2 separate regions of the Homo sapiens genome follow, and region 2 is linked to region 1. Evidence: read pairs that join two places in POLR2A ChIA-PET (ENCODE). Cell type or tissue: Panc1. All regions are shown on one strand. Links, peaks and the distances in the headings refer to the core of each region. The heading gives the core; the rest is flanking DNA. Region 1 has its middle 18 kb from the start of HSP90AA1. Region 2 overlaps MOK (MOK protein kinase).

Evidence for each region. Peaks named below come from ENCODE experiments on the same cell type or tissue, not always from the same donor. Only the 100,000 strongest peaks of a DNase experiment are listed, where the experiment ranks them.
Region 2: POLR2A ChIA-PET joins it to region 1 with 5 read pairs; 3 of 35 experiments call an interaction of 5 or more read pairs at or near these places.

What each region holds. Positions count from the first base shown.
Region 1 is chr14:102,100,669-102,109,641 of GRCh38, forward strand. It overlaps a transcript of HSP90AA1 not described here. Among named protein-coding and RNA genes, the nearest start is that of HSP90AA1, 18 kb to the left of the region's middle. In Panc1, for the core only: no CTCF peak of the experiment used is centred there; no DNase peak of the experiment used is centred there.
Region 2 is chr14:102,268,176-102,277,148 of GRCh38, forward strand. The region is part of intron 2 of MOK (MOK protein kinase); the gene reads right to left. Among named protein-coding and RNA genes, the nearest start is that of MOK, 33 kb to the right of the region's middle. In Panc1, for the core only: no CTCF peak of the experiment used is centred there; no DNase peak of the experiment used is centred there; H3K27ac peaks cover 199 bases.

The DNA.
Region 1 (8,973 bases), core at 1,320-6,319:
CCCGCCTGGGCCTCCCAAACTGCTGGGATTACAGGCGTGAGCCACCATGCCCAGCTCTGATTTTAATTTGCATTTCTTTGATTAGTAATCCTATATTTTCATTATTTACTGGCCATGAGTTTAAATCCCTGCTCTGCTATCACTCTATGTGACTTTGGAGAGACTACTTGACTTCCATGTACTTCAATTTCCTCATCTGTGAAGTTCCTCTCTAAAGAAACTGACCAGCTTCAAAGACGTATAAACTCTGACATGGCGGGACGGGCTCTAATGAAATTCCTGTATCCTTACCCACAAATCACAAAGCTTCTAGTCAGTATTTTAGTACCTCCCATTCTTGTTCAATAAATTACCACGTGCTGGACACAGCCGGCTGGGGGCTGTGGCTCCAGAGATGCTTGAGGGAAGGTCAGTCACCAACTGTCCATCTCCTCCCAGCATTCAAAATTTGGTTCACTTCTCTCCCCTGCTGCTTTCTCCTCTCTCATTCTTTTGTCCTGTGGCTGCATGAGATACACACATATATAATGTTCACTGCCATATTAGCAGGGCTCCAGAAGGAACACAGATGAATGCAAATGTTCCACCCACTGTGTCTAACCAGAGGCCAGAGTGACGTTCTAAGGCACTGAGTGTGACTGTTCCTCCAATGCTCAGCCCCTTCCGTGGTTCACTGTGACTTTTGGGTCAAGCCCAAACTCCTCAGCATAGCCTGCCCAGGCCCCTCCAACACTCCCCCATCATCTCTTGCCACCACCACCCTCCTAGGGTTCAGTCACTCCAAACCCCACTGCCCGCTTCTTCACGCCCCTCCTGCCCACATTCCTCCCCACTTTTGCTTATGCTGTCCTCCGTGAGTGGGTGCTCAAGGCGCAGCTCACAAGCCACCTCTTCTGGGAGCCCAAGGGATTGGATTGTCTTTCTCTTTTCTCCCACAGCACTTTGTCATATATGCGCTATAGCCCTGTATTATGATGATTGTCACATGCACTCCAGGCAGGGACCTGGGACTCTCTTGGACATTGCCTGGGCCTGTAGTGGACCCTCAGTAGATGTCAATGCAGTGGATGGGTAGGCAGGGAATAAACAATAAAGAGAGTGACATTGTTTTAGCTTTCTGTGACTCCAACCACCGGTTGGTTGGATGGATGGTTAACATTAGCTAGAAATGTTTAGGATAGTAATTTTAAACCTTAGTCCACTTACCAGTAGCCTAAGCAATATAAATGGCTGCAGATCCTTGTAGAGGTGTTGCCCTGCACCTTGGCTCTGTCTGAAGGCCAGTGACGCGGTGACAGGGAATGCAGAGACGTGGAAGGGCTGTTTCCAGAGACAGAGTAGAGTGGTGGATCCAGACACCATCAGATGCCAGAGAAACACTTGGGCCTTTTCTTGGTACCAGTTAACAGGTGCCCTGCTGGGAACATAAACACAATCTTCTGGACTTCCAAACCAAACATAACAGAGATAGGGCGGCAGAGGATGAACTTGGACAGCCCCAAGCAGGCATGCCCTGGCTTCCTTAGACTTCCTCTGTGACTGTCAAATGGATTAAAATATGTGATATGTTCTCTTCCTGCAGGAAGTTCAACTTGGGAAATGGACCAGGGTCCCAGTAAGGAGCTGGGCTTCTCTGTGGATGCTGTATGGCCTGATCCCCCACTCCAGCAGTGCTTCTCTGGGTGGCCAGGTGCTCTTGGACTGGGCTAGAGGGCCTGCAGCAAAAACTAGAACTTAGTTGTTATTATTCCAGGCTCCATTCAGACTTATCCTAATGACTCAACCAACTGCAGGAGAGCTGCACTGAAGGGTCTGGAATTCTGGTTGGGTTTCAAAGTTAGTGGCTAAGGGGAAAATTGAATCCAGGGGAAGTGTCCCCCTTGAAAGCCCCTTAGGAAAGTAAGCTAAATGCATCAATGACACGAGTTCCCTGTTCCACACTCTGTATGAAGAAGAGGCTCTGCCACGCATACGACTTGTGAGAGTTTCTCATCAAATGGGAATAGTAATGTCTACTTCCTATGATTATTCTAGAGACTAACTTTAGATAAAATATGGGGAAATATAGTACATAATAAGCACTCAAGGCCGGGAGTGGTGGCTCACGCCTGTAATCCCAACACTTTGGAGGCCAAGGGGAGTGCATTGCTTAAGCCTAGGAGTTTGAGCCTAGCCTGGGCAACATAGTAAGACCCCCCAAAAAAGAAACAAAATAAAAAGAAGTGGGGGGCCAGGTGCAGTGACTCACACATGTAATCCCAGCACTTTGGGAGGCCGAGGTGGGCAGATGACCTGAGGTCAGGAGTTTGAGACTAGCCTGGCCAACATGGTAAAACTCCATCTCTACTGAAAATACAAAAAAATTAGCCAGGCATGGTGGCACATGCCTGTAATCCCACCTACTCAGGAGGCTGAGGCACAAGGATCACTTGAACCCAGGAGACAGAGGTTGCAGTGGGCCAAGATGGTGCCAATATACTCCAGCCTGGGCAGCAGAGCGAGACTCAGTCTCAAAAAAAAAAAAAAAAAAAAAAAAGCAGAAGTGGGAGTTGATTTTTTTTTTTTTTTTTTTCAGATAGGGTCTCGGTTCTAGTGCAGTGGCATGATCATGATTCACTGCAGCCTCAACCTGCTGGGCTTAAGCGAGTCTCCTACCTCCTACCTCTGCTTCTCGAGTAGCTGGGACTACAGCCGCACACTACCATGTCTGGCTAATTTTAAGAAAAATGTTTTGTAGAGGTCAGGTGCATTGGTTCATGCCATAATCCCAGCATTTTGGAAGGCTGAAGCAGATGGACTGCTTGAGTCCAGGAGTTTGAGATGAGCCTGGGCAACATGGTAAAACCCTATCTCGGCTGGGTGTGGTGGCTCATGCCTGTAATCCCAGTACGTTGGGAGGCCGAGGGGGGTGGATCACCTGAGGTCAGGAGTTCGAGACCAGTCTGGCCAACATGGTGAAACCCTGTCTCTACTAAAATACAAAAAATTAGCCGGGTATGGCAGTAGATGCCTGTAATCCCAGATACTTGGGAGGCAGAGGCAGAAGAATTGCTTGAACCTAGGAGGCAAAGGTTGCAGTGAGCCAAGATCGCACCATTGCACTCTAGCCTGGGCAACAAAAGCAAAACTCCGTCTCAAAACAAAAAAAAAAAAACAAAAACCCATCTCTACAAAAAAATATAAAAATTAGCCAGGTGTGGCGGTGTGCACCTGTGGTCTCAGCTAGTTGGGAGGCTGAGGGAGGAGAATTACTTGAACATGGGAGGTGGAGGTTGCAGTGAGCTGAGTTCGGATTACAGGAGGCGGAGGTTGCAGTGAGTTGAGACTGCACCACTGCACCCTGTCCTGGGTGACAGATTGAAATTCTGTCTCAAAAAAAAAAAAAAAGAAATTGTTAATGTGGGTTTGATACTTGGATGAATCTCATCAGCAGCCTTGTTCCAAACAACCTCTTAGGAGCCAATGATACTGATCATGAATGGAGTTGGTTTTTAAAAAAATTATAGATGTATAACAGTTCACATATTTTTGGGGTACATGTGATATATTTTTTTTGAGATGGAGTCTCATTCAGTCTGTTGCCCAGGCTGGAGTGCAACGGCAAGATCTTGGCTCACTGCAACCTCTGCCTCCTGGATGCAAGCGATTCTCCTGCCTCAGCCTCCCGAGTAGCTGGGATTACAGTCATGCGCCACCACGCCCGGCTAATTTTTTTTGTATTTTTAGTAGAGACAGGGTTTCACCATGTTGGCCAGGCTGGTCTCAAACTCCTGACCTCAAGTGATCCGCCTACCTTAGCCTCCCAAAGTGCTGGGACTACAGGTGTGAGCCACTGCGCCCGGCCTACACGTGATATTTTGATGCATGTATGTAATGTGCAATGACCAAATCAGGGTAATTGGGATATCCATCTCCTTATTTTTCTTTGTGCTGAGAACACTACAGTTCCTGTCTTGTAACTATTTTGAGACATATAAATTATTAACTGATTTCTCTACTGTACTCTTGAATACCAGAACTTATTCCTTCTAACTGTATTTTTATACCCATTAACCAACTTCGACTCATCTTTCCCTCTCCTTTCCCTTTCCAGCCTCTGATAACCATCATTCTACTCTCTACCTCTTTTTTAGCTCTCACATATGAGTGAGAACATGTTGTATTTGTCTTCCTGTACCTGGCTTATTTCACTTAACATAATGACCTCCCATCTATCCATGTTGCCGCAAATGACAAGATTTCATTCTTGGCTTGGCGCAGTGGCTCACACCTGTAATCCCAGCACTTTGGGAGGCCAAGGTGGGCAGATCACGAGGTCAGGAAATCGAGACCATACTGCCTAACATGGTGAAACCTCATCTCTACTAAAAAAAAAAAAAAAAAAAAAAATTCAGCCGTGTGTGATGGCACGCCCCTGTAGTCCCAGCTACTCAGGAGGCTGAGGCAGGAGAATCGCTTGAACCCGGGAGGTGGAGATTGCAGTGAGTGAGAACGTGCCACTGCACTCCAGCCTGGGCGACAGAGTGAGAGTCTGTCTCAAAAAAAAAAAACAAAAAAAAAACCAAACTTCATTCAACAAACACTGATCTAGTTTACAATGTCCAGGCGCTTTGCTAGGGCTGGGGATTCAAAGAACACCCAGTTCCTCGTCCTGGGAGCTCACTGTTGGAAAGACAGATGCAAGAACATGTACTTGTATACCCTGATGTAAAATAGCCTCAGGGAGTTATGGGGGCACAGTGAGGACGAGAAAAGGCTTCCCAAAGGCAAATGGCGCCTGAACTGAGTAGTAAGGAACAACCTGGGTCAGAGTGGAAGAAGGCATGCCAGATGGAGGGGACCGTGTGTGCAAAGGCACAAAGGTGAGAATCAGCATGGTAGGTGCTAGCGGTGGCTAGAGCACAGCTGGTAGGCATGGAGCTATGCAGGAAGAGGGCTTGCAAGGGAGACAGGGCCTGCATCTGCAAGGTGTGGGCTTGCCTGCCAGTGGGGAGTGTGTTCTCTGTCCACAGGGAAGGTCATTCATTCTGAGATTTGTGTTTTAGGTAGATCTTCATGGCTGTGTTTGGATTTGAGGGTCACAAGTCTGGACACATGGAGACAATTAGAAAGCTTTTGAGACTGGGCATGGTGGCTAATGCCTGTAATCCCAGCACTTTGGGAGGGTGAGATAGGTAGATCACCTGAGGTCAGGAGTTCCAGACCAGCCTGGCCAACATGGTGAAACCCTGTCTCTACTAAAAATACAAAAATCAGCCGGGTGTGGTGGTATGCACATGCGCCTGTAATCCCAGCTGCTCGGGAGGCTGAGGCAGGAGAATTGCTTGAACCCATGAGGCTGAGGTTGCAGTGAGCCAAGATGGTGCCACTGCACTCTAGCCTGGGCGACAGAGTGAGACTCCATCTCAAAAAAAAAAAGCTGTTGAAACGGTTCAGGCAAAGGAGGAGAGAGTTCCGTGAAAGTAGGTGCCTGCAGTGTGGTTCATTTACGTTTACATTGTGTATTGGTAGAGCCTGGCTTTTCCAGTTCTTTGTTCAGAAACAGCTTTCTCAATCAATGGTTCTTGACCACTAAAAGCATCTGTCCACAAAACTATTCATTTACTCCTGGAAGTTTTTCACTATTTTCATAACAATGGATATCAAAATCCATTTTTTGATCAAAGTATTTTGTTAGCTTTTGACTTTCAGTGAGCAGGGAAGAGCCATCATTTAATCAAGAACCTTTTGTTCTGTCAGCTAATATCAAGTAGGGAGCTTCTTTAAAAAGAAATCCTGATTATGCAATCATGAATAATCATGATGAAGATGAAAAGAGGGAAGTAGTAATGGAAACCAGTGTGCCCGCCTGAGCTCCCTGTTGAGCTAATTTTTTTTTTTTTTTTTTTTTTTTTGAGACAGAGTCTCTCTCTGTCGCCCGGGCTGGAGTGCAGTGGCACAACTCAGCTCACTGCAACCTCCGCCTCCCAGGTTCAAGCGATTCTCCTCCCTCAGCCTCCCGAGTAGCTGAGATTACAGGCGCCTGCCACTACGCCCAGCTGAGTTTTGTATTTTTAGTAAAGATGGGGTTTCCCCATGTTGGCAAGGCTGGTCTTGAACTCCTGACCTCAGGTGATCTACCCACCTCGGCCTCCCAAAGTGCAAGGATTACAAGTGTGAGCCGCTGCGCCCACCCTGTTGAGCTAATGTTTTGAGAGGATGGGCAAAATATAGATGAAGGGAAGTATAATCAGAGATGGATCCTGAAGAATGACACAATCCTGAAAAATACTGTCAGGAGGACTGTGCTGTAATTTGCCAGAAATTCTAAGGAAAATAAAAAAGGTCTTTAAAGTTATTCTTAGGGCAAGAAGAACTAAGAAAGCATAGATCTACTGCTTAGGGGATGATATACAGTGATACTGAGAGAAGGCACAAATACTCAAACTTTATAGACAGAAGAACTGTTGTCAATGACAATAATTTCAACTAAGCCTATGGCCAGTTCCTCCTCATATCCTGAGCCCTTTAAGGAGGCGAGGGTGGGGAGTCTGGAAGCAGTAGTGCCCCAACCCTGGCCTGCCGCACATCCTAGAGATTCCTCTCACCACTTCCCTGTTAGAATCCCTGTTTCCTACATCTCATGCTTGCTTCTTTCTTGGTTTAGCCCGTTTTTTTTGGTTTGTTTGTTTTTTTGAGACGTAGTGTTGCTCTATTGCCAGGCTGGAGTGCAGTGGCATGATCTCGGCTCACTGCAACCTCTGCCTCCCGGGTTCAAGCAATTATCCTGCCTCAGCCTCCCAAGTAGCTGGGACTACAGGTGCACGCCACCATGCCTAGCTAATTTTTGAATTTTTAATAGCAATGGGGTTTCACCACGTTGGCCAGGATGGTCTCGATCTCTTGACCTCATGATCCACCTGCCTTGGCCTCCCAAAGTGCTGGGATTATAGGCATGAGCCACCACTCCTAGCCTAGCCCCTGGTTTTGCAGAAGCACATTTTCCACAAGCACAGAGGATATGTAGGGGATATGGCAAGTACTAGCAAGGATGCTGGTGGGTGTGACAGCTGGTGTGGCTGTTCTGGAGAGCCACCTAGCAGTTTCAGTCAAATGAAGAATGTGTGAACGCTCTGTCCCACCAATCCTGTTCCTGAGCACAGACCCAAGGGAAGTTCTGACAAGGATCCATAGGAGGGCACGTATGAAGATGCTCACTGTAATACTGTTTGTGTCTTTGTGTGTATAAAGGCTTCTGGTTTCTGTAATTGTATACCCTATCATTTCACTGAATTCTCTCTTAAATTTTTTTTTTTTTAGAATTGGGGCCTTGAAGCCCAGGTGCAATGGCTCACACCTGTAATACCAGCACTTTGGGACGCCAAAACACGAGCATTGCTTGAGACCATTTTGAGACCAACCTGGGCAACATGGCGAGGCCATGTCTCTACAAAAATTTTAGAAAATTAGCTAAGTGTGGTGGCATGTACCTGTGGACCCAGCTACTTGGGAGGCTGAGGTGGGAGGACTGCTTGAAACTGGGAGGTTGAGGCTGCAGTGAGCCATAATCATGACATTGCACTACAGCGTAAGCAACAGAGCGAGACCTTGTCTCCAAAAAAAAAAAAAAAAAAAAAAAATTGGGCCTCGTTCTGTTGCCCAGGCTGGACTTGGACTCCTGGACTCAAGCAATCCTCATACCTCAAGCTAGGACTACAGCCTTGTGCCATGGTGCCTAGCTTTGAATTCTTTTTTTAAAAATTGTTTTATTAATAGCAGTTTTTTAGTTGATTTTCTTGGGCCTTGTAAATATTGATCCTATCATTAACAAATAGTAAAACTTTTAACTTCTCTTTTCTAATTTTTACACATCTAACTTATAACTTTTTTTTTTTTTTTTTTTTTGAGATGGAGTCTTGCCCTTGTTGCCCATGCTGGAGTGCAATGGCGTGATCTTGGCTTACTGCAGCCTCAACCTCCTGGGTTTGAGCGATTCTCCTGCCTCAGCCTCTGGAGTTGCTGGGATTACAGGTGCCTGCCACCACACCCAGCTAATTTTTTGTATTTTTAGTAGAGACGGAGTTTCACCATGTTGGCCAGGTTGGTCTTGAACTCCTGACCTCATGATCCACCCACCTCGGCCTCCCAAAGTGCTGGGATTACAGGTGTGAGCCACTGAGCCCAGCCCCTCATTTGTAACTCTTATCTGATTGCTTTGGCTAATACTTTCAATACACTGTTGAACAGTAGTGGAGATAGTGGTCATTCTCTTCCTGACTTTAGCAGGGCTATGTGGATTGCATTTCATTTATTTTAATTTTTATTGGACAGCTGAATTTTTTAACTTTTTAAATTAAGGTATAATTTACATAAAGTGCTAAATCCTAAGTGTAATACTTGATACACTTTTACAGCCAACACCCAGCTCAAGATGCAGACTTTCCAGCACCCCAGAGGCTCCCTATGTTTCTTCCCTATCAATATCTCCCTCAAAGATAACCAACATTCTGACACCATTGATTAGTTTTGTCCATTTCTGAACTTCATACAGATGGAATTACACAATACGTACTCTCATGTCTGGCTATGTCCACTCAGCATTAGGTCTGTGGGATTCATCCATGTTGTATGTAACAGTAGTTCCAAGTTGAATATCCCTGATACGGTTTGGCTGTGTCCTCACCCAAATCTCATCTTGAATTGTAACTCCCACAATTCCTACATGTTGTGGGAGGGAGCTGGTGGGAGGTAACCGAATCATGGAGGTGGGTCTTTCCTGTGCTATTCTCATGATAGTGAATAAGGCTCACAAGATCTGATGGTTTTAAAAATGGGAGTTTCCCTGCACAAGCTCTCTCTTTGCCTGCTGCCATACATGTAAGACATGACTTGCTACTCCTTGCCTTCTGCCATGATTGTGAGGCTTCCCCAGCCATGTGGAACTGTAAGACCATTAAACCTATTTTTCTTCCCAGTCTTGGGTATGTCCTTACC
Region 2 (8,973 bases), core at 1,802-6,801, 170 kb after region 1:
CCAAAACATATTTTGCTTATTGTAGATAGGATTCTTTCATGTCTCCACAGGCATTCACTGAGAAATAATGAGCTAAGACAAATATTTAGAAAGGCACATTTTCCTGGATATTGCTAGATATCAGGATCTAGCAACTGTTCAAATAACAGTGCTTAATAAAATTCAAATCAACTCTGTCCCCTCTTTTAAAATCATGAAAAAAAAAAAATCTAAAAAAACCTGGAAGTAAACTACTTTTCTTTGCCTTGGAGTTGCGTTGAATTTTGTTGTCAGGTGACATTCAGTTTGTTTTTGTTTATTGTTCTGTTGGAAACAAAATACCACAGAACTGAATGTAAGAGGAATGTAGGCAGCCTTTGCTCCGAAAAGAACCAGATGACATTTACCATAAGTGGAATCTACAAATGGAACAAATTATGATCACCAGGACTCAGACTTTTAAAAAAAATGTAAAGATCGGCTGGGCACGGTGGCTCATGCCTGTAATCCCAGCACTTTGGGAGGCCGAGGCGGGTGGATCATGAGGTCAGGAGATCGAGACCATCCTGGCTAACACAGTGAAACCCCGTCTCTACTAAAAAATACAAAAAATTAGCCGGGATGGTGGCGGGTGCCTGTAGTCCCAGCTACTCTGGAGGCTGAGGCAGGAGAATGGCGTAAACCTGGGAGGTGGAGCTTGCAGTAAGCCGAAATCACGCCACTGCACTCCAGCCTGGGCGACAGTGTGAGACTCCGTCTCAAAAAAAAAAAAAAATTATTTAAAGATCAACTATGAAATTTCAACATTTCATTTTATTGGATGAATTTTATGGAAAATAAGTTTATCTAACCAATACAATCTATATGAAGAAAGTCCTCAAAGTAAAGGGGAGGAAGAAATGGTTATATTAATATTAGACAAAATAGACTGCAAAATAAGGATTACTACTACTTATGATTTCATGATGATAAAAAAAGAGTCAATACATTAGGAAGCAATGACAATTGTAAATGTGTATGTGTCAAATAAGAGAATTTTTTTTTTTTTTTGAGACAAAATCTTGCTCTGTCATTCAGGCTGGAGTGCAGTGGCACGATCTAGGCTCACTGCAACCTCCACCTCCCAGGTGCAAGCTATTGTCCTGCCTCAGCCTCCTGAGTAGCTGGGATTACAGGTGCCCACCACTATCCCAGGCTATTTTTGTATTTTTAGTAGAGATGAGGTTTCATCACAGTGGCCAGGCTGGTCTCGACCCCCAACCTGAGGTGATCCACCCGCCTTGGCCTCCCAAAGTGATGAGCCACCACAACCAGCTTTTTTTTTTTTTTTTTTTGTGAGACGGAGTCTTGCTCTGTTGACCAGGCTAGAGTGCAGTGGAGTGATCTTGGCTCACTGCAATCTCCATCTCCTGGGTTCAAGTGATTCTCCTGCCTCAGCCTCCCAAGTAGCTGGGATTATAGGCACCTGCCACCATGCCTGGCTGATTCTTATATTTTCAGTAGAGACAAGGTTTCACCATGTTGGCCAGGCTGGTTTCAAACTCCTGATCTCAAGTGATCCACCTGCCTCAGCCTCCCAAAGTACTGGGATTACAGGCGTGAGCCACTGTGCCTGGCCTAAATGAGAAAATTTTAATATACATAAAGGAAAAGTTGACAATACTAAAGAAAGAGATGAAGATTTTAACACCTTACTCCCATAATTGATTGAACAATCTTTCAAAAAAATCAGTAAAGATACAGAAGATCTTAACAGCATTATTAACTACCTGTCCTAATTGACATTTACAGAACAGTATATTCAACAACTGTATATAAAATATTCTTTTCAAGTATATATGAAACATTCATCCATATAGATAATGTGCTGGACCATAAGGTAAGTCTCAATACATTTCAAGACTGAAAACTTTACACAACATGTTCTCAGACCACAATGGATTAAATTAGAAATCAGTACAGTAAGTTATCTAGAAAAGTCTCAAATATTTGGAAATTAAACAGTAAAGAAGAAATCACAAGGGAAATTAGAAAACATTTCAAACCAAATAAAGCACAACATATAGAAATTTATGAGATGCAGCTAAAACAGGATTTAGAAAGATACTTATGTGTAAATACTAAAGGAAGAAAGGGTTAAAATCAATTATCTAAATGTCCCCCTTGGCCGGGTACAGGGGCTCACGCCTGTAATCCCAGCACTTTGGGAGGCCAAGGTGGGTGGATCACGAGGTCAGGAGTTCGAGACCAGCCTGGCCAACACAGTGAAACTCTGTCTCCACTAAAAATACAAAAATTAGCCAAGCGTGGTGGCAGGGTGCCTGTAATTCCAGCTCCTCAGGAGGCTAAGGCAGGAGAATCAGTTGGACCTGGGAGGCAGAGGTTGCAGTGAGGCGAGATTGTGCCATTGCACTCCAGCCTGGGCAAGAGCAAGACTCCATCTCAAAAAAAAAAAATTAAATAATAATAATGAGAGTATTACAAATAACTGTATGCCAATAAATATGACAATTTAGGGTAAACAAATTCCTCAAAAAACACAGTTACCAAATCTGACACAAAATAAAACTGGAAATTGAAACAGCCCTATTTAATAAAATAGCCCTATTTTATTCTTATTAGTTGTTATCAAAAACCTCCCAACAGATGATGAAAGTGTTCTAAAACGGAATTGTGGTGACAGTTGCACAGCCGTATAAATGTCCTGAAACTCACTTACAATAGCTGAATTTTATGAAAGGAAAATTATACTTCAGGCTGGGCACAGTGGCTCACGCCTATAATCCCAACACTTTGGGAGGCCGAGACGGGTGGATAACCTGAGGTCAGGAGTTTGAGACCAGCCTGGCCAACATGATGAAACCCCATCTCTACTAAAAATACAAAAATTAATGGTGGCAGGTGCCTGCAATCCCCACTACTCAGGAGGCTGAGGCAGGAGAATTGCTTGAACTCAGGAGGCAGAGGTTGCAGCTAGCCAAGACTGCACCACTGCATTCCAGCCTGGATGACAGAGCGAGACTCCATCTCAAAAGAAACAAAAGGAAATCATCCTTCAATAAAGCTTTTAAAAAATCATATGGAAATCCTTCCAAATTATTTGGCATAGTTCTGGTTTTTTTCTTTAATATTCCTTGATACAGATGTGCCTTGAGGTCATTCCTTGTTCCACCACTTCGTCGTGATCCCATCTTTTTATCACTACGAATGATGTTATAATAAACATCATTGTGGGAGGGACCTTCCCCACAAGGAAAACTCCTAGACCAGACAATTTCACTGGTGAATTATTTCAAACATTTAAAAAAGAAATACTCTTACACAAACTTTTTCAGCAAAAAATGGAGGAATGAACACTTCCCAACTTGTTCTGTTAGACCTGAAAACCTTTATACCAAAACCTAACAAAAACTTTTTTTTTTAAGACAGATTCTCGCTCTGTTGCCCAGGCTGGAGTGCACGAGCGCAACCTCGGCTCACTGCAAACTCTGCCTCCAGGGTTCAAGCCATACTTGTGCCTCAGCCTCCTGAGTAACTGGGATTACAGGCATGCACTACCACGCCCACCTAATTTTTGTAGTTTTGGTAGAAACAGAGTTTTGCCATGTTGGCCAGGCTAATCTCAAACTCCTGGCCTCAAGTGATCCACCCACCTCAGCCTCTCAAAGTGCTGGGAATACAGGTGTGAGCCACTGCACCCAGCCGCAAAACCTAATAAAGACTTTTTTCTTTTTCTTTTTTTGAGACAGGGTCTCACTCTGTGGCCCAGGCTGGAGTGCAGTAGTGTAATCACTGCTTACTGCAGCCTTGACCTCCTGATCTTAAGCCATCCTCCTACCTCAGCCTCCCAAGTGGCTGGGACCACAGGTGCCTGCCACCATGCCCAGCTGTTTTTTATTTGTAGAAACAAGGTCTCATCTTGTCCAGGCTGGCCTCAAACTCCTGGGCTTAAGCCATCCTCCCACCTCAGCCTCCCAATGTGCTGGGATTAAAGGTATGAGACGCCACGCCTAACTCCCTAACAAAGACTTTTATATAATAAGAAAAGTATAGGCCAAGCATGGTAGCTCACGCCTGTAATCCTAGTGCTTTGGGAGGCCAAGTCTGGCGAATTGCCTGAGGTCAGGAGTTCAAGACAGCCTGGCCAACATGGCAAAACCCCATCTCTACTAAAAATACAAAAATTAGCCAGGCATGGTGGCACGCGCCTGTAATCCCAGCTACTTGGGAGCCTGAAGCAGAATTGCTTGAGGCGGAGGTTGCAGTGAGCCGAGATCACGCCACCACACTCCAGCCTGTGCAACACAGCAAGACTCCATCACGAAAAAAAAAAAAGTATCCCTTATGAGTACAAATACAAAAATACTTGACAAAATACTATCAAATCCAGGAACATGTAAAACTGATCATATGTTATGACTAAGTGGGGAATCCCAGCTATACTGGGAATGCAAGGTTGAGTTATTATTCAAAAATGAATGAATGTTATCCACCACAATACAAGAAAAAGGAAAAAATAATAATACCAAAAAGTCATTTGACAGAATTCGATACCAATTCAGGACAAAAATTCTCAGCAAGCTATTCATGAAAGGGAACTCTGTCAATTTGATAAAAGACATATACAGCAAACATCATGCTTCTAATGTTGAAATGCTGAACACTTCCCCGCTACTTGCATTCAATATTGTACTGGAAATCTGAACTAATGGGAAAGGCTAGAAAAAAAGTCATGGGCCGGGCACAGTGGCTCACGCCTGTAATCCCAGCACTCTGGGAGGCCAAGGTGGGCAGATCACAAAGTCAGGAGTTCGAGACCAGCCTGGCCAATACGGTTAAACCCTGTCTCTACTTAAAATACAAAAATTCGCCAGGCGTGGTGGCGGGTGCCTGTAGTCCCAGCTACTTGGGAGGCTGAGGCAGGAGAATCACTTGAACCCGGGAGGTGGAGGTTGCAGTGAGCTGAGATCGCGCCACTGCACTCCAGCATGGGCAACAGAGCAAAACTCCGTCTCAAAAAAAAAAGTCATCAACATTGGGAAAGAAGAGTAAAACTGTCTCTATTTGCAGGTGACATATTTCTTTAAGTAAAAAATCCTAAGAAAGCAACCAAAACATACTAGAACAAAAAAAAAAAAAAAATAAGTGAATCCTGAGAAATTTCTCAAAATACAAAGTAAACAAAAATTAATTGCATTTCTACATACTTATGGCTAACAATGGGAAATAAATGTTTAAAATATCCTTTTATAATAATGTTATAAAACATAAAACACTTAGATATAAATTTAACAAAAGACACGTAAGACCTTTTCAGTGAAACTACAAAACAGCTGAAACCGTCCAGGCAAGGTGGCTCACACCTGTAATCTGAGCACTTTGCGAGGCCAAGGTGGGCGGATCACCTGAAGTCAGGAGTTCGAGACCAGCCTGGCCAACATGACAAAACCCTGTCTTCTACTAAACATACAAAAATTAGCTGGGCATGGTGACACGTGCCTGTAATCCCAGCTACTTGGCAGGCTGAGGCAGGAGAATCTCTAGAACCTGTGAACCCGGAAGGCAGAGGTTGCAGTGAGCTGAGATCATGCCATTGCACTCCAGCCTGGGCAACAAGAGCAAAACTCCGTCTCAAAAACAAAAACAAAACATAGCTGAAACTAAAGCAAACTGAAATAAATGGAGAGACGGTTATACCATGTTTATGAATTGCAAAGTTCAATATTGCTAAGATATGCATTCTCTCCCAAATTGAACGATAGACTCAATACAATCCTATTCATAATCTCAATAGTTTTTTTTTGTTTTGTTTTTCTTTTTTGAGACAGAGTCTCACTCTGTCGCCCAGGCTGGAGTGCAGTGGCCCAATCTCCACTCACTGCAAGCTCCACCTCCTGGGTTCACTCCATTCTCCTGCCTCAGCCTCCTGAGTAGCTGGGACTATAGGCGCCTGCCACCACACCCGGCTAATTTTCTGTATTTTTAGTAGAGATGGGGTTTCACGGTTTTAGCCAGGATGGTCTTGACCTCCTGACCTCATGATCTGCCCGCCTCGGCCTCCCAAAGTGCTGGGATTACAGGTGTGAGCCACCGTACCTGCATTTTTTTTTTTTTTTTTGAGACAGGTTCTCACTCTGTCACCCAGGTTGGAGTGCAGCTGCATGATCTTGGCTCACTGAAGCCTCCACCTCCCAGGCTCAAGCAATCCTCCCACCTCAGCCTCCCAAGCAGCTGCGACTACAGGTGTGTGACACTACACTTGGCTAATTTTTGTTATTTTCAATCGAGATGGGGTTTCACCATGTTGTTCAGGCTGGTCTTGAACTCCTGGGCTCAAGTGATCAGCCCACTTTCAGCCTCCTAAAGTGCTGGGATTACAGGCGTGAGAAACTGTGCCCGGCTGGTTTTATTTTTTAATAGAATTGATGAGCTATATTCCTAGAATCCTCACAGAAAAAAAAAATTGAGCTGATTCTAAAATGTATGTGGATGTACAGAGGACCTACAGTAGGCAAAACTGTCTTTAAAAAGATGAAGAGGCCGGGCACGGTAACTCACGCCTGTAATCCCAGCACTTTGGGAGGACGAGGCAGGCGGATCACCTGAGGTCAAGAGTTTGAAACCAGCCTGGCCAACATGGTGAAACCCTGTCTCAACTAAAGATACAAAAATTAGCCAGGCATGGTGGTGGGTGCCTGTAATCCCAGCTACTCAGGAGGCTGAGGCAGGAGAATTGCTTGAAACCAGGAGGCAGAGGTTGCAGTGAGCCGAGATGACACCACTGCACTCCAGCCTGCATGACAGAAAGAGACTCTGTCTCAAAAAAAAAAAAAAAGAAGAAGAAAGACTTTTAGTATCTGACTTCAAAACTTACTGTTGAGCTACATTAATCAAAACAGTATGGTATTGGCATAATGACAGTCAAAGAGAGCAATGAAACAGAATAGAGAGTCCAAAACAGACCTATACTTTTACAGTCAATTAGCTTTTGACAAAATAATCCACTGAAGGCAAGGAAAGTCTTTTTTTAACAAATGATGCTGGAACAACTGGATATTCATTTGGGGGAAAAAACTGATGCTTGATCCCTACCGCTCACCATTCACAAAAATTAATTTAAGATGGATTGGCCGGGCACGGCGGCTCACGCCTGTAATCCCAGCACTTTGGGAGGCCGAGGTGGGTGGACTGTGAGGTCAGGAGATCGAGACCATCCTGGCTAACACGGTGAAACCCCGTCTCTATTAAAAATACAAAAAATTAGCCGGGCGTGGTGGTGGGCGCCTGCGGTCCCAGCTACTCGGGAGGCTGAGGCAGGAGAATGGAGTGAACCTGGGAGGCGGAGCTTGCAGTGAGCAGAGATAGCGCCACTGCAGTCCAGCCTGGGTGACAGAGCGAGACTCCATCTCAAAAAAAAAAAAAAAAAAAGATGGATCACAGACCTAAATGTAAAAAGTTAAAATGATAAGGTTTTTAGGAGAAAATACAGGAGAATACATTCACAACCTAGAAGTAGACAAAAATTTCTTCTAAGACAGAAAACAAAAAACAATAACCACAAAAGAACTCCATAAATTGGACTTCACTGACATTAAAAAACTTCAGCACATGGAAAGATGCCATAAAGAAAATGGATAGGCAAACCACAGACTTGGAGAAACTACCTGCAAAACACATTTAATAAAAGACTTCTATACAGAATATATAAAGAACTCCTAAATTCAATAAAAAGGCAAACAGCCTAATTTTTAAAATTATTTTTTCTTTTTTTCTCCCTTAGGATGGCTTGTTTCTTAAGGTCTAAATTTTTAAAGGGACAAAAACTTGGACAGGCAATTCATAAATGAAGATACATGAATGGCCAATAAGTACATGATCAAGTGTTTATCATTAGTCATCGGGGAAGTAGAAACTAAAACTACCATGAGATAATTCCACACAATCATCAGAATGGCTTAAACTTAAAAGAATAACAACATCAAATGCCGGTGGGAATATGGAGCAACTGGAACTTTCATTCTTTGCCGGTGGTAATATAAAAAGCTACAGGCCGGGCGTGGTGGCTCACGCCTGTAATCCCAACACTTTGGGAGGCTGAAGTGGGCGGATCACAAGGTCAGGAGATGGAGACCATCCTGGCTAACATGGTGAAACCCCATCTCTACTAAAAAATACAAAAAAAAAATTAGCCGGGCGTGGTGGCGGGCGCCTGTAGTCCCAGCTACTCAAGAGGCTGAGGCAAGAGAATGGCGTGAACCCAGGAGTCAGAGCTTGCATTGAGCCGAGATAGCCAGCCTGGGTGATAGAGCGACACTCTGTCTCAAATAAATAAATTAATTAATTAAATTAAATAAAAAAATAAAAAGTTACAATCACTTTGAGAAAAGGCTTGTCAGTTTCTTATAAAGTTAAACATATACCTACCCTTTGACCCAGTGATTCTGTTTCTAGGTAACTGCCTAAGAAAAAATGAAAACATACAAAAAATTAGCCGGGTGTGATGGTGCATGCCTGTAATCCCAGCTACTCTGGAGGCTGAGGCAGGAGAATCACTTGAACCCAGGAGGCGGAGGTTGTGGTGAGCTGAGATCATGCCAGTGCCCTCCAGCCTGGGCAACAAGAGCGAAACTCCGTCTCAAAAAAAAAAAAAAAGAAAAAGAAAAAATGAAATATGCACCAGTAGAATTTCTGTATTTCTTTTGTTGTTTTTCTGAGACAGGGTCTTGCTCTGTCACCTAGGCTGGAGTGCAGTGGTGTGATCATGGCTCATTGCAGCCTCAACTTCCTAGGCTCAGCAACGCTCCCATCACAGCCTCTCAAGTAGCTAGGACTACAGGAGTGAGCCACTATGCCCTGGTCTTTTTTTTTTTTTTTTTTTGTAGAGGAAAAAAAAAGATACTAAAAGTCTTTCTTCATACGACATACAGACCAGGCTATATGTCATCCAGCCTGGTCTCAAATTCCTGGGCTCAAGCAATCCTCACGCCTCAGCCT